2 separate regions of the Mus musculus genome follow, and region 1 is linked to region 2. Evidence: chromatin loops called from intact Hi-C (ENCODE). Cell type or tissue: heart. All regions are shown on one strand. Each heading gives the region's core, and the rest is flanking DNA. Links, peaks and the distances in the headings are about the cores only.

Region 1 (12,352 bases), core at 1,459-9,458, 460 kb before region 2:
GGTGGTCATGCTGCCATCAACAAATATGAAGAGAAACCTCCCAAACAAGCATTTCAGAATGGGTCAGGACCCTTGTATCTGAAGCCTTTGGTACCCAGAGCTCACTCGCACTTGCTCAAAACTTCTCCAAAAGGTATTGTCTTTGTTGTGATTAGAAGGAATACTTTTAAACTCATTGGCTTTCAGGAGGTTAAATTTTGACAACTAGGCTTATGGTACATTTAACAATTATATATTTAAACACTGGGTGTGAGTAAGAAAATAAAATAAATGTTAACAATGAGATGTTCTCATTCCCCAAGAATTCCAAATTCTATAGACAGATGGAGCCCAATAGTAAAAATCAACATGTAGAGAGGCTAGAGAGGTGACTCAGCGGTTAAGAACACTGACTGGTCTCGCAAAGGACCCAGGTTCAATTTTGAGCACCCATATAGTGGCTAACAACCACCTGTAATTCCAGTTCTGGGGAGTCTGATGCTCTTTCTGTTGGGCTGCACAGGTACCCCCCCACCCCCCCACACACACACGCAAAACACCCATCTCATAAAATAAGAAATAAATCTCAGAAAATAGCTGGTAGAGCAGAGATGTCCGGAGACACTAACAAGAAGAACTGGTGTTCAGGTTGCTGGGATTTGAACTCGGAACCTCTGGGAGAGCAATCAGTGCTCTTAACCCCCGAGCCGATTCTCCAGCCCACTTTTTTCTTTCTACTGGGTTAAAGGAGAAAAGCAAAAATACAGGGTGGATCGAATCCTGTTGGGGGAAAATTATTTACTGTGCCATTAGGGTCTTATTTGTCTTACACACAGCTCTGAAGCATCAGATTATCCCCTGCTAAGATGGCGGTAATATCTGAAACTGAGGTTTTTAATCATGATTTTTAAAACCCCATACTACCCCCACAGTAACTAAAAATAAACCCCCGTTCATGGAGCTTTGATCTTGAGGTGATTTTCAGAGAACTAGAGACCCCCACCAATGACTGCAAAACAGGACATGCCGAACTCCTGAAAGCCCTAAGGTTGACATATGCATCTTGTGGAGGTCTCTTTATGATGGCTACATACTTGTAAAGGGAGATGATCTTCTTCCTAAAGTCCTGCAGATGGTCTCTGGCTGTTCCAACCAGCCGCCTTCTTCTTCTCCTTCTTCTTCTCCCTCTTCTTCTTCTTCTTCTTTTTTTTTTTAATATTTTACTTATTTATTTATTATATGTAAGTACACTGTCTTCAGACACTCCAGAAGAGGGCATCAGATTTCGTTACGGATGGTTGTGAGCCACCATGTGGTTGCTGGGATTTGAACTCAGGACCTTTGAAAGAGCAGTCGGCGCTCTTAACCACTGAGCCACCTCACCAGTCCTCCAACCAGTCTTCTACAGATGGTTAGTCACTTGATGAGTATTGGATGTCGAGCACGGGTGCTTATAGCTCTTCCAATGTCTACCTGTATGGTTCCTGGCTGCATTTTATATTGCATCAGCTTGGAGAAACATCTCTAGTGTATTCTCCTTCACAGCCTTGGGAGGGCACACACCAGCATCCCTCTTTCACAAAGTGTAGCCTGTTTCCTGTGTGCAGAAGAAGAGTGAAAGCACAAGCTAAGAGATGGGCCTCCTTTTGGCTGGAGTATAGTTCAATGGTGGAGTTTTCTCCCCAATCTGTGGGCCCTGGATTCAGACACTAGAATAAACAATAAATAAATTAATTAAAATTTAAAATGAGCTTTAATTGCCCTCGACTACAAAATATACCACGCTTTGTCTTTTTAAAATTGATGCTGTGTTTTGATGATTAATTCTTACCAGTCTTACTACGAATTAGATACTATATTGTCTATATTTGAAAAAGTGTACTTGATCAAGTTGTTTATATGTTGGAATTTTCTCAGTGGATAGCTGTAACCTAAAATTTAGAGGTTAAAGGAGGGCTTTTAGAAAATGAAATCACTGCTATTTACAAGATAACTAGAGATTTGCCTAGCATTTCCAATAAAGTGTGTGTTTATATTTCTGTCCCATTCTAGGTCCTTCAAGGAAGAGTCTGTTTACAGCTTTTAATTCAGGTAAGTGGCCACTTTATGAATATATTAAAATATTTTTATTTGAAAAGTAATGATTAAACATACTGAAATTTATTTGTAATTACTTTTGCTGGTATAGTTCTAAGTCGAAATTCAGGATTTAAGGTGTAACTAGCTGCTATGACATGGGCATTTGGGCAGCATGATTTGTTGAGCCATCTAACACAGAGGATGACATCTTGTTATACAGATCAAATTAACTTAAACTGATTTTTAAAATATGGTTCATGTGAAATAAAACTGGATACTTCTCCAAATGTGTTATTTTAAATCAGATCATCTTTAATTGTAAAATGGTCTTAAGGTATAACTTTTAACTTCTTGTACTAACTCAACAGTTAGTTCTATGTTTCTGACTTCCCCCATACACATTCTTGGTCGGACATTTCTAAGACAGCCTATAACTTAAAGCCATTCAACTACACTGTCTAATACTTCCTTTGGGGGATCTAAAGATCTTGTAAAATGTATTCATTGACGTTTCTCTGTATGACACGCAGGACTGTATGCAGCCAGCCATGCACTGCCTACAGGTTCTCATTTTTTATTACAGTGCTAGTATAAGTCACATGGCTCCCATTGCACATCACAGCAGAAAGCCAGAAAAAAGAAAGGCCACGTTACAGCGTGTAAAGTCTCTGTTATACAGGATCTCACATTGTCAGCACAGAATTCAACCATGAGCTGTGGGTTCCTACCCGGCTGTACGCATGTCAGTTAGTTTCACAACTCAAGGTGGGCCTGGAATTAGTTTGAGCCTACTGAGGAAAACTTCCCCTGTGTGGCTTTTGAAGCAACCCTGCTTGGAACTATTGACATTCCTTTTTGTTACATGCCGTGGAGTGATCAGCTTTAATGGGTCACCCAGTGTAAGTGTGATAGCATTGAGCCTCTTGGCTATTCGAGTTGGTTCTCTGTCACATTCACAGTGATTGCATTATGAGTTGTTTTGCAATCATTTCTGTCAACGTTTGCGAAGTTTTCTTGTGACGGCTACTTCAGAGTGGAGCGCACATGCGTTGTATAGTTGCTTGGATAATCATATTATTTTCAAAAAGCTTCATACTAGTTTCTGATATGATCCACAATATAGAAGCACTGGCCATATGCTGGCCAATCGCTGATTGATTGATTGATTGATTGATTGATTGATTGATTTTTAAGATATTTTATGTATTTTATTTAATGTTGTAAAGACTATTTTTTTTAATGTGTGTTTTGCCTGAATGTCTGCCAGTGTACCACATGCATTCAGTACCCTGGAAGGCCAAAGAACAGTGTCACATCCCCTGGATCTGAAGTTAGTTGTGAGCTCCCATGTAGGTTCTGGGAACTGAACCCTGTTCCCCAGTAATGCGTTTAATCTGTGAGCCATCTCTCCAGCCCCTGATTGAGGGGTTTTTTTTTTTTTTCGGGAGTGGGTGAGGGGGGAGTGTATGAAATAATATTTGAAAATTTCCATCATTATTTTAGTTTAACAGTTATTGTAAAGAAATTCTGTTACCTCCGAAGACAATGAAGAAGCTGTGACCTTGTGCGGCTCGGACGTTGGTGTAAATCTTGATTCTCCTCCTCTCTATTTCCGTCCTGACCTCTGGCTACTTGCTAAGCCTCTCCAGGGCTTGAGTTTCTCGTCTGGCTGCACGGGAATGTTCAGGAGATAAATCCCAGTGTGGGAATGGGTTTGACCGTGTAGACTATTTTCATCCCTAGCTCTCACATGGTAGCTGCCCCTGCTGCTACTGCTATCGAGGCTAACAGTACTTCTTGTTGATCGCTTTTCATGGCTTTACATTGAAGGCGCCTCCCCAATCCCACCCTGATGTGTTCTAGGAAACCCTCAAAGCAAGTGGGGAAACCCACTGAGGCTATGAACCACCTTCCAGAGGTCTAGCCGGTGTGGTTTATTTAAAGGGTATTACACTATGGAATTCTAGGCAACACTGGCTCTAAATAAAACGTGCCTGCTGTTTATGAGGAAGTTGTCATACCCACAGCATTTACCGTGGCTCCGACACTCATAGTTGCTCTTGGGGATATCTCAGGCATCCCAAGTTGTGTTTACCCAGTCCGTGGACTCCTTTATAGATCATCCCTGCCAGGTGCCATGGTGTCTGCCCTGGGAGCAGGAACACACCTGCTCCATCTGTGCCATTTCATAAACATGGCCTGGGGTCGTGTGGCTTTCTACATCTCCTTTCTCCAATGTCGGGAGGTGGTTGAGAGCTGCAGACCTACTCTGGGGAGGAGATGAGATGCCGCCACACTGTGCACCTGCTGTCTTTCCTTCTTATGCATTGGTGATCTCAACTTTGCTCTCGTGTTGAAAGGGCCGATACCATCTGGATACATGGAAAATTTGGTACTGAGCGTTACGAAGAATGGATCACTTGGTGAATCCCACTGCAACAGTGGCTACCTTTTTGGCTGAGAACTAGATCTCTTCACCCAGGGCACATGAATGTGTTCTACATAGAAAAGTTGTAAGTGTAGAAATGAAAAAAAAGCACCATGAATATAGACCTGAGTATAGAAGGCCTTCCAGTAACATGCATATAACAATAGAGATTAATAATTGTGACAGCACATGGTTTGAGCTTCCTTTTGTTAAATCATGACAAACAGTAGTAAGAACAAAGCCAGACAATGTTACTACATTTGCTCTGTGTAGCACTCTCGAAAACTAGCAAGACAGAACCAGCCTCAGAGTAGATGCTAAAAGGGCCTATTGTCTTGAGTCACCTCTGTCAACATCCTTATTGCATTTTTTTTAACTGAGAAAGAGAAGTCACTATGTGAAATTCATGGGGAACCAAATAAGAGTCCAAGGTAGCCAAAAACAATCTTGTGGGCGGAAAAACAAAGGCGATGGTACCATAATTCTTGCTTTCAAGTCTGTAATTAAAACAGTCTGAAATGGGTATGAAGGTAGATACATAGACCAGTGCAATGAATGGGACAGCCCAGAAACAAACCTGTGGACTTACAGTCCGCTGAACCTGGCAAGACTGACGAAAATACCAAGCAGAACCGTCCTCTCTCCAAGAGATAGCGTGAGGAGAATTAGATGTCTGTGGGTGCAGCGAACTCCAGCCTTCATCTCACCTCATACACAGTAAACAACTCAAAATGAATTAAAATAAGACTCGAAGCCCAAAAACCTCAGGAGGAGAGGCAGAAGGGGAGCGTTTCATGGCTTTGTCGTTGTCCGTGATTTCTTAGATTGATACAGAAGCCTGTGGCAAGCAAAATTGGACATGTGGGACTCCCCAACTCTTCTGCTTAGCCAGGGTGACCGTCGGTAGCATGGTAGGTGGCCTACGAGATGAAGGGACTGTCTAGAAGCCATATCCCAATGAGGGCTGACTTACCAAAGAGGAGTCAGGGTGTGGAAGGAGCTTTGATCTGCCAGGTATGCAGCATTCTCACCATAACTGATGTAAGAATAGCTTACATATCTGTAGGTAAAGAAAATGTGATGTATCTATGCAATGGAATATTAGTCACAGTACGATACAAACAAAGTAAATGGGGCCAAGGAGATGGCTGGGTGGTAAAGGTACTTGCTGTGAAACCATAGGACAAGGTACTTCGGGTTATCTGTAATCTGCTGTTGGGGGATGGAAATTGGGAGGGGAGACGCAGAGTCTCTGCAGACTCGGGGCCAAGGTACCCTGGTGGACGCAGCCAAAAGGGTGACAGACTATCCCAAACAATAGATGTCAAAAGTCTGATAACTGATGGTCGTCCCCTAGCCTCTCCACGCACAGTGTGGCACATGTGGCACTCACAGGCACGATCGCACGGACATAACAAGCACAGAAGGGAGAAAGGAGTCTTGCTGACTCCGATTACTTTTGGTAATCTAAAGCTGTGAGACTCGTAGCAGCGTAATATGTAATGGCTTCTCGGCACTGGTGCTGCTGGCCAGGAAATGGGAAGCTGCTGTTGAGAGATTGCAGTTTTGAAAGATCAGGACGTTGTTACAACACGTACAGTTACGGCATAGTTAACAGTAAGTAGCATAGGCTTAAATTTTGTTGAGGGTAGATATTGTGTTCTTGCTATAATGAACAGAGATGACACACACAACAAACAACAACAACAACAACAACACAAAACCAAAAGACTCAACACTACCAAAAGCCAACTAAAGTCTATTCCTTTTGAACGGCTCCTCCTTATGTAACCAACCAAACTTTGCTTCACTGGTTTTCTGTGGTCTTTGCCTTATGCTGATCCTTAGGACGTTACAAAGTAACAGCAGACACCTTTCCTCTTTGTTGCACTCATGCCAGGTGGCCACCAGGGGGCAGATGATGCTTGGGAAAGAACTGAAGCTGAGCCGTTTGAAGCTTGTACCTAAGCACAGTTTGTTGGTTGGGAGGAGTTTTTTGTTGTTGTTGTTGTTTTTTTGTTTTTTTGTTTTTTTGTTTTGTTTTTCAAACAGGAGCTACATTTGGTTTTCCTTTACACTGGTATTATTTGCATTATTTCAGCTTCTTTCTGCACTTAGGGAAAACGGCTAATATTTAATGTGCATGGGATAGGTAATGATAGTGGAGTTCAAATAAACTTTTCTTATCTTAAATTTATTTATTTTTTTAATTGTAAATTTATTTTATTCTATGTGTGTGGGTGTTTTGCTTACATGCATGTCTGTTTATCACATGCGTGCATGAAAGGGTGGGACTGGAGATGATTGTAAGCTGTCAAGTAGGTGCTGGGAACTGAACACGGGTCCTCTGGAAGTCTAGCTGTTACCTGCCAAGCCTTCTCTTAAGCCCGTTAAAATGAAATTTTTAGTAAACGTACCTGATTGGTGACTGGATTGGTTATTTCTTCCTTTGGGTAGTGTAAGCTAGTGGATTTCTTTGTGACAGAATAGTTTACTGTTAACAAAAACAACCCCAACCCCTGAAAAAAGAGCCCACCCAGAAACCAAAATCGGACTATGTGGACAGTGGTGTGTCTATTTGTGACACCAATCTTATTTCTCATTCAGTTTATAATTTTGAGTCTCACTGATACCTTTTTAACCGTAATTTTGATAGCATAGGGAGAGCTTGTGGTTTTTTGTTTTTAATATTCAGAATTTGGGGACAGGTGTTTTTAACAGTTTTAAAAATAACAACCTGTGATCTAACAGAGGAAATCAAAGCTGGAACGTCTGTTTCTTTGACTCTTAATTCAGTGGTGTGACCCTCTGACGGGGATCGCCAAAGACCATGGGAAAATGTTAAGATTCATAACAGTAGCAAAATTACAGTTATCAAGTAGCAATGAAAACAGTTTTATGGTTTGGGGGGCCCAGCATGAGGAACTGTATCAAGCTATAGTAATTCCATTGTTGTTGCTGGTTCTGTTAGCAGGGAGGTGTTCATTCAGGAGGTTGGTTGGGTGTGGGTGTGCTCGCTCAGCCCCACAGTGACCCTCTGTGGGTTGCCATCCTCTGACAGGACAAGGCATGGGGTGTGAGCAAGGGGGTGAGTTGCTTCAGTTCTCCTCTTCTCCTGTCCCCTCGGATTCTCGGATGCTGTGTGGGATTTCTGAATGGGTTTTTAACATCTAGTGAGCTGTTAATGGAGTAAGGTTTGTTGCCTTGTGATATTGTTTACCGAGTCTCAGAAGCAGCAGACCTGGTACAGGGCTAACTTTTCGTTTTTAGTGTGGCTCTCAATACATGAGAATTAGAGTTGACAATTTGACAACCTGTCATTAGCACAGTAAAAAAAAAAAAATGCTGTTTATTTTAAAGATTGGAAGTATTTGTTGCTTGAGGGTTTCGCTCTGTTGGCGTGTTTTTCATCCAAGTAATGAGGTTTATGTATATCTAGGTAAAGCACCTGGGAAAGTGCCCAGGGATAATAGTGTGACCCTGTGCAGTTAAAAAGCAATGGAATCGGTTCACCGATTGCTCTAATGAAGTCTTATTTCTTTCTTTCTTTATTTAGCCTAGCTAATAAATAGACATTAGGCATGTGAGGTGGTTTATTTCATTTCGCCCCGTTCCAAATAGTGACAGGACCTGCGACATCATTGGCTGTTACATAAAGCTCCCGAGACCACCCACTTTCTCCTCCCCTTTCCATCCCAGTCGGGAACCACAACAACCCGCGGCATGCACAGTGTGATGTAATTCAGGCTGCTTGCTTCCTGAGCTGCTCCTCACAGATCTTGCTCAGACGAAGGGCATTGTTTGTTAGCAACATCTGGAAGAGCAAACGGAAGCCTGGAGCTCTGGGATAGCTAACTCTAGCTACCCCCCCCCCCACGCACCCCCCAATCTGGGTGGCCTGGCATTAGCATGTAAGCTTGTTTTTCTCTGGCTGTATCTCTTGGCCTGGAAGAACCCCGAGTTGCCAAGAGACACAGTATGTGATGGTCCCTGGAAAAGCTGCTTCCCCTGCGAAGTTCTCCCACTGGCTTCGAAGACATGCTGTTGTCTCCCAAATTCTCCTTATCCACCATCCACGTCCGCCTAACCGCCAAAGGACTGCTTCGAAACCTCCGGCTTCCTTCGGGGCTCAGGAAAAACACTGTCATTTTCCACACAGGTTGGTCCTGCACAGGTCTGCTCAGCACCGCGCGCGGGGAGGGGAGGTCGGAGATATGCTGATGAACTTGCTCATGCTTCTCAGGTTTCTATGGAGACATAATTGGGCACTAAAGCCCTCTTTAAGGAGAGGCTTGACTGGTTACAAGGAGCGGTAATCTCCTGTGTTGGGCAGGAGGGTACTTTAGTTGTGTGCCGGCAGCTGTAGGCTTGTCTGTGTTTACCGATGCAGGATGGTTGCCTTGGAACTTTCTGGCGCTCTCCTCTGCCACCAAATCTGTAAAAAAAAAAACCAAACAAAAACTGAACACCTGTTAATTCACACCTATCTTCAACTGATTTTTGGAAATAGGCTATGAGCACATTGAGACAGGATTTCTCTTTGCACTGAGAAAGGAGCCGGTTGTTTCTGTGGTTTTGTTTTACAGTTTTTCAGATTCTCACTAGAATGGATAGGGAATAGGAAAAGAGCCCCACATTACAAACATCCCTAAAATCACCCCAATGCTTGTGGAGGGCCGGTAAGTGGACCACACACTTAGTTTTCTAAGTCTTCCTAGCGCAAACACTTGTGGTCATAGACTATTGCTGCTGATGTTTGTGTGCGACGCTGCTGCTGCTGCCACCTTTCATTCTGTGCCCAACGTGAGACATTCCTGGTGTGTCTGTCCCTTCGGCATCTGTAAGCCTGCCTGCTCAAGCTCAGGTGCTACGGATTGCAATGGTGGTGAGTTAGGTCGATCTCACTGTGTGATGGCCTAAGTCTCCTTATGCTTGATTGGGGCTGCTGTGTGTTGCCTTCAACAGGCTTGCTTCGTGGTCATGCGTGATTTTTCTGTGTCACGCATGTGTTTCCTGTGCACCTCTTGTTTTTCAGTTGGCTCTTCACTGTCCCTGCTGATTTTTTTTTTTTAATTCAGCTGACAGCTTTTCATTTTCCCAGAGGCATCTGCCTTCCCTGCAGGATAACCTGGATATATATATATATATATATATATATATATATATATATATATATATATATATTTTTTTTTTTTTCTCCCCAGCTTCCCTTCCTCATTTCATAACTCGCCTTGGCCTGGCATTTGCGTTGGCTGGCCTTTCCTTCTAGCTCTCATGGCTGAAGGTAAATGAACAGAGCTGGGGCTATGCCCAATCCAAATGCCACTGTGATTCCCTTCAGTCCTAAAATAAAAGTTGAGGGCCAATGGGGGAGCTCAGTGGATGCTGAGGCCTTGGCTTTAATTGCCCGTACCCTCAAAATAAAAATATATTACAAATATATAAAAAGGTAAAAAAAGTGTGCTCTATTATTATTACTATTCTTATTAATTTTTTTCATACAATTTTCACCCTATTATTTCTCAGCCTCCCCAGTTCATCCCACCTCCCTATGTATACAAGCAAGAGTGCTTTATGTTAATAATTTCCACGTTCCAAAATACAAGCAACTCTCAATATTAATTTTTAAAACTAACGCAGGGCCTGCTCTAAGGTAGAAGACAGGTGACATTTCTGAAGAATAGATTTTCATAATAAAGTCAGAAAAAAAGAAGGTCTGAGGGCACTGTGTCATCCAAAAGTGGCTCTTTCTGCCCCGGACCCTGCCCTCTCTCACTGTTGTGGAGTCTTGGTTACCTTTCCGATGGTAGGTTAGCCAGACGCAAACCTACGGAAGTCTTTGATAGCCTCACACTGACTTGGGAGGTTGGTATCTGTTTTAGTTGCTGGCCTTTGTAAGGTTAATGCATCTTTGAGTTTCATGGTTCCCTACTTCCTCCTCCTCTGGGTGGAGGAGGTGCTGGGGGAGGAACTGGGTCTGCTGCATGTTTGGCTGGTGCTCTACACACCCAGCCTTTATTCCAGTCGTCTTAACAGTGCGAACCATTGCTGAGTCAACAGTGGTTTCGTTGTTCCACTGGCTGATGGCTTAACATTTGATTGTCTGTAGTATTTTTGTGAAGCAGGTAGTTTGAGCAAAAGACCTAAGGCTTTAAAGACCAGAGTTTATCTAATAGTGGTGTTTTCATCACATATTATTTTCTGAGTTTATATAAGTATTCTAAAATCCTTTTGCTGAGAGTCATAATGTTTAGACCTAGAACACACTTAGCAGTGAGCGTGCACCGTATTTTACACCGGGAAGTCTGCGGCCTGGACACATGAACTAACTTGCCCAAGAGCACACAGTAAGTAGAGATGGGAACACAACCTGTGACCTCTGTTTAGATTTTTTACCTTAAAGATTTTTTTTTCTCCAGCTGCGACTGCTGCTCTGACTCTCAGCACCAGAAACTAGGGGTGAAGGTGAAACAAGTTAAGTTTCTCGAAAGAGTCTGAGGCTGAGGAATGGACTCGCTCAGTTCCTGCAGTGTTTCCCACACAAACATAAAGATCAGGCTTCCATCCCTAGCACCCATATAAAAGTTAGGTGTAGTGGGGTGGCCTGTGCCCCCAGGGCTGGGGAGGCTGGTGCAGGAGGATTCCTGGGGTTGGCTGGTCAGCCAGTGGAGCCAAATTGGTGAGCTTTAACCTCAGGGAGAAACCCTGTTTACAAAAATAAGGTGGAGAGGTAATGCAAAAGGCTTGTGAGGGCGACATCTGGCCTCTATACCACAAAGCTCACTAGTGCATGCATGCACACATAGGCACATAGGGCAGAACAAAGTATTGTAAAAACAATAATTGGCATTTTTTAAAAAGACTACTTAAAGAATTTAATTCTAATAATTTTCATTACCCCTAGTAAGACTCTTTAGAGTTCATCAGCGTCCTATCATTTTAAGGTCAGAGACATTTTCTAAAACTTGGTTGAAGACCTCATTGCGCTTGGCTTTATCTAATTAGCCTTGTGAGCACTGACATGTTTATATCCCTAGTCAAGGAAGTTCCGTTGGTTGCCTTAGTGATGGGGCTCCTGACCTGGATTCCAAGAGTAGCAGGAAAAGATGGCGTTGGCTCTACCAGTAACTTGGCCTATGATTGTCTTCGCTTCCCAGGGCCATAAAACGGCAGCCCCATGTTCTGTTCTCCAGTCTCTGGGCCTCAGATGCCACGAACCTCCCCAGCACTGGGCTGCACTACTGCACTTGGAAATTAATCTTAACTACCTCCCTCCCAAGTCCCATTAACCCTCTTGGCTTATTTCTCTTTATGACATCATGTTCTTATCTGGTCACCAAATATGACTAATTTTATTATTCATCCTCAGTGATCCACGACAACTGGTTATAAAAACTCGAGACCCCACCCTTGGAGGTGATCCTTGTTTTCACTCGACCGCCCTCCCTCAGAAACTTAGGGTGAAGCTTGCTCTTCTGTGGGGTGAGGATGGAGCTTGGGATGGGACCTGGGACCACCTGCATCCTAGGCAGGTGCCTCACCATTGAGCTGCTATCCCACACTGGCTCCCGTTAGTGAGACAGTAGCAAAAGACTTGACAGTGACCGGTCCATGCAGCTAACGAGGGGTGGGAGCTTTCTGGAAGGCTTCCTATTGGCTTAATGCCACCAGCTTTTCCTCTGACTCTAACCTGCTTCTCACATCACAAGATCAATTCGTTCATGTCTCATATAAGTATCTGTTGGGCACGTGCCATATGCCAGACTCAAGGCTTGGTGCTGAGAAGATAGCCAGGACTAAGTCCCACCACGGCCTTCCTCAAACCCATAATTGGGCAGGAGGCAGCTAACCATGCTAGGGTGTGGC
Region 2 (12,352 bases), core at 1,923-9,922:
ACATGTGTATGATTGTGTGTGAGTGAATGTAATCGACCTACAGTCAAGGTGGAGCAGCAGCTGTCAGACCAGACAGGAATTTTCTAAAAATATTTTGAGCAAGGCAGCTTCACCACCAGGCAGCACACAGCCTTCTGTGTTGCCTTCTTCAATAGAAAATACTCACTTGGTGGTGAGTTCTGTCCTTTGAAAGGATGCATTTTCATCCACTGTTCTTGCTCTATTCTTCTCCACTTGATGGGGTCTGGAGAACGTCCACTTTTATCTGTGTTATTCAACTCCAAGTATGTTTGAGGCCACACAGGAATGGAACAGTGTTTTGAGCAAAGGGTGACTCCCCCTTTTTAAAAATAGAATTAGTAAGGTTATGAGATTCTGTGTTGTTATACTTTAAGCTGGGATGCCAGTAACATTCAGACTTTGTGGTTCATTGATGAGGTGAGATAGGGGTGGGATTTAGATGAGGGGAGAGGATCACTTCTCCTTTCAGCAGTAGGATGGAGGGGTGTATTTAAACAGTGAGCCCAGGTGTTATGCTACTTCCTTTTCAGAGAAAAGTGAACCGTTCTTTGTTGGTATGAATATTGTTAAGGGCAGAGGTGTAGTACATCAGACTGGATCGGATCTTCAGGAGGTAGGCCTCAGAGGTGGGCCTTGCTCTAACGTTCTTCATGATGAGTTTCAGATCTGAGGGTGAACTTGTCCCGCAACTGGATATATTGCAGCGTTAGTGGTCCTCTGCACCGAGCTTTAGCTGTTCTTGCGTGGTATCACATAGACATGTTTCCAAGCATCTCTTTGTCATGTTGTCACTCTGGAGACAGCGGCTGTGTGACACTTGGGCTCCCATTTTCACATCTCTGTACAGTCTGGTTTCAGGGTGGAATAGTAGTCATTTTTGTGTTTTATAACGATATTTGGAATGCAGCATCATGTCCAAATGTCTGAGTGCTTCTGGGCAAGCTTGTCCTTAAGGAAGTACCACGGCTGAGTGTGGACTTCTGTGGCTGAGGGAAAGTTGGGTGAGGTGGCTTGTTGGCTTCCCACGCTCTCATCGCTCATACACCCCATCTGCTGGATAACGGACCATGAGGTTGACCTGGGAACAGTGGAAGAGGAGGCTCTGGGAGTCAGGCCTTGCAGTGTCATGACAGGGAGGTCATCCTGTCCCTGCAGGACGTTTGCTGATGTGTTGTAACTGTAGACTGGTGGGGAACTGAGGCCCCATACTTAAGCGAGCAGAACACTTATGTGACGTAGATGCTTGCATCAAGCTTACACAAAAACCAGGGGCTTCTTGGTTTTACCAGGTGTCAGGGTACCCTATAATATTAATTTTAAGCCAGTTGTTGTATGTGGGCCTTGTTCCGCCCCCTCCCTTAACTCCCTCTGATGTCAAACCACTTTATAGGTCATGCTTAGAGACTTTCACTTATGAATAGCATTCTGGGTATGGTTTTTACTGAGAGTCACTTAATCCTTTGCTCTCTGTTACCATGCTAGCAGTTTTAAAAGTCACTTTACTTTAAATTGTGTCCAACATGGTCTCCTAGCTTCACATCATGAATTCCCAGTGGGGCGGGGGCAGGGGGCTTGGACTCATAGATGATTTCTAGTCTGTTAAGACACATTTTCCGAAGCATCAAGCTGTCCATGCTGTCTGTGGGGATGGGTTCTAGAGCTCACCAGTGTCCCTGCATGGGCTCGTCCCTCACCTAAAGTGGTAATGTTTGCATGCACTCTGCTCACACCCTCCTGCATACTGTACATCAGCTCCTGATTGTTTCAGATGCCCAACCAAGGTAAATACTTGCTATGGTGGGATATTTAGGGAAAGGCGACAGAAAGTCGATTCAGAGTCAGTCCTTTTAGTTGAATACTTTTGATCCGTGGTTGTGGAAAGCTATAGCTGACTAAACCCACCGGCCTAGGACCTGGTGACTGGAAAGACAGACGGAAAGATGTTTGTATGGTGTTGGAAACGAGGGTCAGGGAAATGGTGGGGTGTGCTGAGATGGGGTCTGAAGAGACCCCTAAACATCCCTACTGGGCAAACCTAGCAGTAGCCTGGGCTTTTATTACTGTGAAAATGTGACCTTTAGATTTGATTTGGGTACTCATGATTCTTTTAAATAGACTAGTATATTAAAAAAAAAAAAGACAATAAGCACCAAATAAGCACTAAAATTGTTTCCCTAGTCTTTCCACTAATAGTGCCTTGTAAGTTTCAGGAAAGTGATTATTCTGCTTTCAGCAGTGAAAAACATTATTACTAAAAAGGAAAGTAGGTTGCTTAAAAAGTTTTAAATTCATGGTATGGATCCTACTTAAACATTTCCACACATTCCTAATACCTTACACAGAAAGCTTACCCAGGTAGCAAGCTCTTCAGCTTGGGTTAAAAGTAAACCTATCTTGATTTCCATAAAATCCAATACCATTTTCCCATGTTGGTGTGGAGTGCAGGCTAACCACAGGCGCCTCTTCCTGGGGATGCTCCCACAGTGTCTCTGACAGTTCTGTGTTGCTGTGGCCTCTCCCCGCAGGCCTCCATCTGCAGGAGCAGCCAGCCCCTTTCCGGCTTCAGCGCTCGGTGCCTGGAGGATGAGCAGATGCTCCAAGCCATCAGGAAAGCCAATCCTGGAAGTGACTTCATTTATGTCGTGGACACAAGGCCTAAAGTAAGTGTCACCATTTTCATACGTGTCTCTGCAGCCCTGAGTCCTGAGGCCGGAAGGAACCAAAGCTTGACTGGTAGCAACCCTTTGCCTTATCTGTAGAGGGTTGTTCCTGGTCTGATCAGACCATGGGGCCACCAAAGGGCTGCTCTCTGCTGCATCTCAGCTCCTGAAGGGGCTGAGTGTGCTGAGTACATTTCTGTTTCCGGTTTTTACCATTGTGCCGGTCACACAGTAAATGGCTTACTGTTTAGGTTTGCAAGTAGTTTGGCTGTGGATTAAATGTCAGCGGTGCTATTCAAAACAGGTTACAAGGGAATAAAAATATGACAGAGGAAAAATAGCTTAGTTGGTCAAGTCAGTTTAAAATGAAAGCCATTAAGAGTAAGAGCTTCGTGGCATAGTCAGTTGTAGATGTTTATAGACATAGTCTTCACATCATACATAATGGGCCCTGACTTTCTAGTAAGCTTTCATTGCACAACATAGATCAAATCTCTGATCCAGGGGTGAAGGACTGGAAGAAGGTCTGCCCTTGAAAGATGTGACAGATTAACTTCTGTTGCCTGTCAGTTTCTGCCTCTGTCTGAATCAGGTGCAAACCCCTTTCTCCAACCCTGACTGCCCTCCTCCCCGCGCCCTGTATCTTTTGTGTACGGTAGAGCTGTTCTGTATTTTCTGATAAGTTATGTGCTTCTCAGAGGACATTTTGCAGACAAACTCAGGCTTCAGGGCTTTACTGAGTGGAGACTGGAAATCCTTTTCCTACCCTACTTTTCCAGCTTTAAACAGGGATAAACAGATTGACCTCCTAAGAGCCAGTGATCCAAGTTAGGTCCCTGTAGTGTAAGTCCTTATTAGAACGTGGCAGCCACAGGACCAGGCCTTGTCTGTATTTAAAGCCACCTTCTTAGTCCTAAGGATTCAGTTTGAAGGGTATATTTAGTACTCACTTTGTTTATTGTTAAGTGGTAAGAAGTTGACTCTGATCCAGTAGATAAAGAAAGTTGGGTGCTCTCTTCTCAGGTGCAAAGATGTGGCTTGTAAAAACTGCTTCAAGCTTTGTGTTCCCCTCCTCTCTCCCCCTCTTTTCTCTCCCTCTTTTCTCTTTCTCCCTCTCTCTTTTCTTCTATCCCTCTCTTTCTCCCTCCCTCTCTCTTTTCCTCTCTCCCTGTCTTCCCCTCCTTCCTTTCTTCTTTTTTTTCATGACCACGTTGGTTGATTCCCACCCCTCAGGTGCGGTAGTTTTCCTAGGCCACCAGGAAAGTATGCAGATGTTTGCCACAGAAGGGTTGCATGGCGGCATGCAGGTTGTCCTCAGTCCTTGCCTTCTGCATCCAGCTTTATTTCCTAGTATAATAATAATAATAATAATAATAATAATAATAATAATAATTAATAATAATAATAATAATAATAAAGACAAAGGCTTGGGAGGCAGCTCCCAGGGTCCTGATCCTTGGTCTCTGAGCGGGGTTAAGTCCACACAAGGGCTTCCCAAGCCACCCACCCAGATGAAAGCCTTTTGAATTGTTTGTTCACTGATGGGACAGTGATGGGCCGCAGAGGCAGTGAAAGCCTTAAGTATGTACTGAGAAAAGTCTCCTTGGTCTCAGCTGTTGCTAGAGATTGGTACATTAACACATGGAATTGAGTCAGAACGGTATTTGTGGAGGTCTAAGACAAGGACCGTGTCTCTGTACTTCAGCCTCTTCTGTCAGATATGCTGGCATTCTGTTGAGCTTGCAAAAATGTTCAGCACGTTCTCATTTCACTCTTGGAAGAATTCTGCAGATTGGGAGGCTTCTTGTCTTTTCCTGGACTTAGCTTTAAAGAGGTTAGGTAATTCACTGAGACCACACGGTTTAGACCCAAGGCCACATTCAGTTAAATACAAGCTTATTTGACATCAAAGCCAGTGGCTTTTTTGTTTCTGTTTCCCAGAACATCTCTAGGGGACCCTTGTCCCCGCTTCCAGACTCTAGAGGGTTGACACCTAAGTTGATCACACACCCAGCTCCAGGCTGAGCCAAAGTCACCTCAAGCCAGTGGAGCAGGAGGGCTCTAAGCTGTGTGCCTGCCTACCAGCTATGGAGGAAGTATGAGTCCTGAAGTTAAGGCTGTCATCTGTCTAAGCTATGGAGGAAGTGTGAGTCCTAAAGGCAGGGGCAAGGTTGAGTCAGTCACCTGCTTCTGTGGTGACCGGCCCTGTGACATGCCTCAGCTCCATGGACTGCTTTGTGGTTGTGGCCTTAGTGTCACGGCGCCAGGGGTTGTTTCATTGTCTAACAGGAAGTCATAGGGTATTTCTCTCTTTCTTGGTAATGAGGTAATGTCTATTCACTGGGTCCCATGCAGGAGACATCTTCAAGATACAGCTATGAAGTTCAGGGTACCTGAAAAGTGGGAACCTGGGATCTTATTTCCTGGTTATATGCATAAAGTTTGAAGGTGGCCATTGACAGAGGAAAGAGAGTGGGAGAGAGACATTTGTGTTTTGTAGCAGGTGAGGGGAGAGTCTTCAGTCCTGTTCTTTGTAAGTGCAAGGATGGACAAATATCCTTTGGCTTAATTTGGACCTTAACAAACTTGATAAAACCTTGCTAACACAGCTTACCTATCATGGAGGCCCCCGGAGAGGGACCTGGGGCTAATGTAGCTGGCAATGGCTGCTGGTCTAGGCTCAGGCCACAGTGGATCTCGTATGCGAGTGAAAGGTGGCACAGTACTTCTAGGAGCCTATACTGTGTGCCTTAGGAAAGTCACCCTTTGGATGCCTATGCGGAGAAGGCAGAGACAGCCAGTTATTAGCAATCAGAAGCACTGTCAACCAGTAAGACAACTGACATTGCCTAGCTTTGCAAAGAGCTGTTTATCTAACTGCATCTCTTCCACATGGTCCCTTCTACCAACTACACAGAGCAGGCGAGCCTGTTAGAAGCCACGGGAAGGGAGAGCCCTCATCACCTCACGGAGCCTGTACCCAGGGAAAGAGACCGTTTTGCATCATATATGGGTTGAAAATTTAAATTAGCCTGGATCAAGATTTCATCCTGTACTCTTAAATACGTGAAAGATGTCCCTGGATGGCGAAGGGGACATTTTGAGAAGCTTATTTGTAGGTCATACCTGTAGGCAATAAAATCATCTAGTATTTCCAAGAGTGTGCCACAGTTAAGTTAGTGAGGAGAAGAAAGAGCACTCTTTGACACCTGTGCTAGGCTTTGGCCCAGTTCTCCTAAAGGTAGCTGTCTGTCTGTCTGTCTGTCTGTCTGTCTCAGTCTGGAATATCTTTTTTGGGTGTTTATTATTTCTAAACCTGTGTTTCTGCTTTGAAAGTTCAGCTTTTGCCACATTAAATAAGTAGAGCTCCTAAAAAATAGTTTGTATGATAGATTAAATATCGCCACCTTGTGTTTGTTATGTGAATTACAGACTGACTTTGAAGAGGTTTTCTCCTACTTGCTTTTAAGGAAAACTGCCTGCCGTTTCTCCCATTGTAACTCCTAAGTGATTTAAAGTGTGAGCATATGTTATATATGCAGGAACTGTAGTAGTAAGAGTGCTTTGCTTATCACGTATTATACATGTTCAGAAGAGATGGGGCGGGGCTGATGAGAAGGCTGGACCTTGAATTTAGATGCAGAATAAGTGTGTAGTTCATATAACATCAGGCTCGTTGGATCTGTTGATTTGTTGCATTTAATGAAGTTCATTACAGAGGTTTAGCTGAAACTGCCCTGAAAATAATTATGTAAGGCCATAACGTTTTAAAAGTACACAGTTCCATGAGAGCAACATGCATATGTAATTTCTGGAAGAAAAAAAAAATCCCCTTAAAATATTAGAACATATATATCCCTTAAGATATATCATGAAAGTGTTTATTGGTTATGGCTAAAGCCTTAGGGATGTGCCTTGCTTTTGTAGACCGGGGTCAGTCTCCCGAAGAGCCCACAGCCCCATAGATGCCAGAGGAGCAGAGGAGGGGAGCAGGAGCCCGCTTGCTGACGAAGCAGGGACTCCTGTGGCAGTGGCTTGCTCTCAGCTCTGGCTGTATTGTGTTTTCTCCCTGGTTGTCTCATTCTTCTCTATGGTCCTGACTTAACGTGTGCTTCTTGTAACTGTGAAAGGCTGCGTGAGTAGCTGAGGTCGTGTTGATAGTATCCCCCTGCAGCTTGCCACTCCCTTTTTCCTTATGAAATTGCTACCCAATTGGCATAGTCTATGGTAACTTTAATTCTTCTTAGTGAATGTAAATAAATGAATCAGTAAGTATTAACGGTGGGTGGTTGAATGAACATTTTCTTAGCTTACACATATGTACATGTAGCTGTGTGGTGTATGTGAGAGAGAACGGGGGAGAGATAGGTCAGGCAGGGTCTGTGTCTTTGGTCCCTGGTTGTATTCCACAGCATGGATATGCCCTTGTTTACGCAGTTACCACTTGGAGGAGACAGTCATAGGTTTTCGGCTTTCATGTTTACAAAACCATTTGTCACAGACAGTCTTGATCTATATATGTTAAGACCTTTGTTTTTAGGAGGTTTTCAGAACTAGAGGATGTGGACCAAAGCATTTTAATTTAGCTTAGTTTTTTTAAACTTAACTATTTGAAGGACTACTTAATACTATACACTTAAAAGCAGACCCCTTCACTAACCCCCATTTGGCTAGTCCCCTAGCCTTTGTGGCCCTAGGAAGATAGTGGTAACTGAACACTGTTCTCCATAAATGGTGGCCTGCTTAGTCACATTGCAAGAGAGGAGCATTCCCAGCCATGTATCCCTGTGAAATCTTTCCCAGCTTGGGCAGGACTTGTCTGTTTGCCTGTACTGTGCAGGGTTAAAGCAATCTGGGCTTACTCCGTTTCTTCAGCATCCATTAGCATTGAAACCAGTTTACACTGACATATCAAGTATCTTATCTATGGTTCTGAAAGTGACAAAAGCTCCCACATCAGACCTCTGGGTCATGTCTGGATGGGGAGGGGCACCCTGCAGCCTGACGGTCAGCACTCTCTCTTCGGTAATCCTGCTGAAGGCTCAGTTGGGCAGATGAGAAGAACCATTCCTGCCTGACAGTTCTCACGTTATGACTCCTACTTGTTTCTCTGCGTTACAGTTCTGGCAGATAATCTAGCGCACAGGGACTTATGCTGATTGCTGTCTCTGTGGATACTTCTGCCACTTAGGAGATTTTCACGTATAGTGTTAAACTGGCTCTGCCAGACTTCGACATCAAGTCAGCATCACCATCAAACTGGCAGCGTCATCTCCAGACCTTAGGGAGCACTTTCCACTAAGGAACTGTTAGCCCAGGCTAGCACATGAGGGCTCGTGACCACAGGCTTGACCTTTATGCTTGCACTGAGAGCTCTGTACAGTGTTTCAGGGGCTCAAACTGTAGTATGTATGCATCTGCGAGTCTTTGCAATGTTTTCCTAAGTGGTTGTTGCATGTCCTGAATGTAATTGATGACTTTTGTTTTGCTGACAACTGCAGCTTAATGCGATGGCAAATCGTGCTGCAGGGAAAGGCTATGAGAATGAAGACAATTATTCCAATATCAAGTTTCAGTTTATCGGCATAGAGAACATCCACGTCATGAGGAACAGTCTTCAGAAAATGCTGGAAGGTAAACCATTTTGTTATGCACAGCTTTAAAAGAATACTTAAGTATTTTGATGCCGAAATGGAATAAGATAGTCTTTTGATGTAATTTTTTTTTTTCCCAGTGATACTGTTAAACAAGTGTGGTGACTGGGAAATACATTGCAGTTGGGAAGATAATTGTGTTGCAGTGACTCTTTAAGCCATCAGCAGCCTCCTGGTGTCATTCCAGTAGTGTAATTGAGTGGTTTAATATTTGGCAGTTAGCAGCCAGGACTACACTGGCACTTTAATATCCTAGATAAAAACATGGACAGAAGGAGCCTCCCTCCCTCCTTCCCTCCCTCCCTCCCTCCCTCCCTCCCTCTTTCCCCTCCTTTACTTTCTTTCATTCAAAGACATCTGGAAAGAAAGCAGTTTTACCTTTGAAGCAGTAACTCAGTGTTCCTATCTGGAAATCAGGTTCACAAACTGTCCCCACACTGCTGAGTGACTGATAGATTCAAAGATGATAGATACATAGATAGATGATAGATAGATAGATAGATAGATAGATAGATAGATAGATAGATAGATAGATGATAGATGGATGATGGATAGATGGATAGATAGATAGATAGAGTTTAAATACCAGGAACCACCGGAGCACACATGCACTTGCAACCCCCATCCTGAGCAAGCACTGCGAGGACACATAAGGACCTACGTATTCATGTGGAGAGGAAAGGGAAGGTTGGCTCATATGATATGGAAGAATGACGCCTGTGTCTGTGTATTCATTAGCAGACAGTATGCTTTGCATGCAAAACTTGCTGCCTTACTGCCTACGGTCTACCTGATCCTGAAGTCCCGTGAGGGATCAGATCCTGCTGCCTCCAAGGGCAACCACGAAAGAGGAAGATGCCGAAGCCACAGAGCTTCCCCTTGCCTGTGAGAACGGCAGGGATGGGGTGGAATCTAGGGAAGTTGGTTGTCTCAGTAGGCTCTGTGGAGTTTGGGATGGAGCTGGACAAGGACGGAGCTGGACTGCGTTGGGGGATGTGCCTCTGACCTCGGTGACTTCACAGTTCTCTGTTCTATCAGGGCAGCAGTGTGGCAAGAACCTAAATGTGCCTGGGAAGTGTCACAGAGAGACCCAGCATCTTCCTCCTGCATCCCCTGGTTGACCTTAGTCACTGTGGGACTGGGAACACATCCGTTGTTTCCTGTGCCCGCAGGGAAGTGAGTGGATTCAATTATAACTTACCCAGTTTGATTGTTTGTTTTCTACATGACAGTTGGTGCCACTGGCTGCAACACTAAAATTTGATTAATGGCTGTGGGTCTAGCTTAGTACTATAAGGCGTTGGGGTAACTTCTCAGCCCTGGGGTAGATAAATATGCATTTAAATTATTAGAAGAAGCCAATTCCTGTATCTAAGACAACACCAACAACAAAAAAGTAGTCCCAGCTCTATGTTCATCCTCCTTTGAAACAGTTTTCTTGTCTCTTAGGTCAAAGTTCTAACAATCTAGGTGCATTCATCCTAGTTTCTTAAGCATCTAGAGCCTTTCATTTTGTCCTTGTTATAAATAGTGCATTGCCGGTAGGAGAAAAGTAGGCTAGCCCAGCTCTGTCATTGAGAAGACTCTTTATCGTAAGAAGAGTGCACCGTTGTTAGTCACTGGGGAAACTTCACATTGGCACACTTTGCAATTTGTATTCAGCAGTTTCATAAGACAGTTTTCCAGATCATTACTTTTCTTCTGTACAGAAAGTTGTTCCTAGGAATATTTATAACACAGGCCTCTGCCTTTGGTGTCTAAATTACCCTGTGTTTGGTGTTTCAACCATTGTCCTCTGGACAAGCAAGCTGACTGATGTCAGGAGGGCAGCTTTGTTTCACTCGGATCATGGCGGAGCTGCATCACCCTCTGGTCATGTGTAGTCGTAAGCAGGGATAGCTTTCTGGATGCCTCTCAGGGGTCCTGACCAGTGTTTGGTTACCTGTAAACAGTCTGAGTAAATTGTAAACCACTGGTGGAGGCTCAGCTGATGAAGTGATGCATGCAGTAAGACCCGCCTTCCAGGGCTTTCTACTTAAAACAGGGAGGGTCCTTGGCATCAGAGTCTGGGAGGTGGGGCTAATGGCGTGCCCCCATGACTCTTACTTTCTTCAAACTTGCTAAAGCATTGTTTGGGATATTACCAGAGGAGATTATGGAATGGAAAGAAGAATTATTTGTGTTCTGCTACCAGTGTGTAGGAAGTTCTGTCTGTGAGTACCCCCAGGATATTTCATTAAAAACAGAAATTTAGGAGTGAGCTCATACCCTCTGTAGATCCATTTCTTGAGGTCAATATACATCAACTTAAACTCTAACTTACAGGTTGTAAGTCACCAAGAAGAAAGGTATGTTTCTGGTCCACAGAGCAATTTTTGTAACTTAATTGCTTTTCATAGTAGCTCCCCTTTCTCTCACAGAGACAATTGCTTTCTCCTTCCCTCTCTCCCATCTCCTTCCTTCCTTCCCCTTCTTCCTAGGTTCACCCCCTCCCCGCCCATCAGTTCTATTGCTTGAATTCCACAAGAATCTTGTATTGGTGGGTATTCTGTATCTTTGCAGTATACCACTTAGTCATTTAAGTAAAATACTGAGCAACTATTAGATGTTGGGGGGTACTGGGGGTAGTGTTGTTCCTCCTCCTCTTCCTCACCCTCCATCCTGTCTTCCTTCCTCCCTTCCTCCCTTCCTTCCTTCATTCCTTCATTCCTTCCTCCTTCCCTTCTTTCATTCTTTTTGCTGGAAATGGGGTCCTGCTATGTAGCCCAGGTTGGGCTTAATTAAACTAGATATCCTTACACTTCTGCCTCCTGAGTGCTGGGATTACAGTCACACAAGTGCTTTCACTTAAGTGACTATATTTGATTTTCACAGCAGTGTTCTATAATGCATGGCATCTGTGCTATGTAAATAAAGAGTGGTTGTCTTAGGTCAGACAGACAGGATAAAACTGAATTGAAAAAGTCATAAAAATATTTGAATTTGCTCTGATAAATTTCAAAGAATCATTTCTCATTAAAAAAAAACCCAGCACTATAAAGAAGGTGGTAAAATCATTGCATTGAGTATTTCTGTAGCATTGAATTGACTTAGGGTGTGTACACTTTGTATAGTGATATATAATTCCTTAACCAGATTTTCTCCTCTTAGGAACTAATCCAGAATAAGGCTTTAAACACGCCCACACTCGGTTATGATAGTAGAACTTTGGAAACAAGATAAACGGTGAACAGTAGTAAGCTAAGTCAAACAGTTTGTTCTACATTCTTGATAGGAAATGTAGGCGAAGTAAGTAAATCATTCAGGGTGTAGAGCAGCCTGCCTGTTGCACGATATGTGAGTCCTGTGTATAAAGAAAGGCTAGGGAGAAGTCAGGAAGGATCCCTAGATTAGTGCATGGGGATCGGGGTGTTTTTCTCGTTCCCCTCCTAGTGACGGAGTATGTGCCCCGGTTGGTTTACATACTCATTGAGCAATACTCATCATCTCTGAGTTTCTGTGTTTCAGGATTCTAAGGATGCTCTCTGTGTAGCTGGGGACCTAGAAGATCTTCTTGAGGTTCTTATGAGAGCTTTGAGTGTCAGCTGCCTGTGTTCTCATTAGGAGGCTCCGGCTGGGGAAGTCTGCTCCTGGGCTCAGGCTAATGGCAGAATTCAGTTCAGGGTCCCACATTTGGTTAGCTAGAGGCCACTTTCTAGTTCCGTGCCTGCCACAGTTTCCTGTGTGGTCTTATGCATAAGCGATTGCCATGTGGCAATTTGCTTCTTCAAACCAGTGCAAGTGTTTCCTCTCCAGTTTAAGAATCTACTATACTACAGTTTCCAGTGACATTTGTCAAAAGCTTACTATTTTTTAAAGGCTGGGTAGCTAGACTAGTTTGATTAGAGAGTTTTAGGTTCCAGGAAAACCTTCCTCAATATGTAAGGTAGAGAGTGATCAAGGAGGACACCTGATGTCTATCCTGGACGTGTGTGTGTGTGTGTGTGTGTGTGTGTGTGTTCATTCACACATCCACCA

Evidence for each region. Hi-C counts contacts between places; a loop is a spot of excess contacts. Peaks named below come from ENCODE experiments on the same cell type or tissue, not always from the same donor. Only the 100,000 strongest peaks of a DNase experiment are listed, where the experiment ranks them.
Region 1: it touches region 2 in a loop (2.7-fold over the local background); 15 of 42 quality-filtered maps call a loop at or near these places.

The regions. Positions count from the first base shown.
Region 1 is chr8:41,037,766-41,050,117 of GRCm38, reverse strand. Mtus1 (mitochondrial tumor suppressor 1) reads left to right here. Exons shown (of 14, transcript NM_001005863.2): 4 at 2-133; 5 at 2,032-2,070. Among named protein-coding and RNA genes, the nearest start is that of Gm16193, 9.1 kb to the left of the region's middle. In heart, for the core only: a CTCF peak has its summit at 6,390 (motif pointing right); DNase peaks (open chromatin) are centred at 3,747 and 8,267; H3K4me3 peaks cover 1,555 bases; H3K27ac peaks cover 2,828 bases.
Region 2 is chr8:40,577,377-40,589,728 of GRCm38, reverse strand. Mtmr7 (myotubularin related protein 7) reads left to right here. Exons shown (of 14, transcript NM_001040699.1): 6 at 2,547-2,681; 7 at 8,183-8,315. Among named protein-coding and RNA genes, the nearest start is that of Mtmr7, 51 kb to the left of the region's middle. In heart, for the core only: a CTCF peak has its summit at 6,102 (motif pointing left); no DNase peak of the experiment used is centred there; H3K27ac peaks cover 326 bases.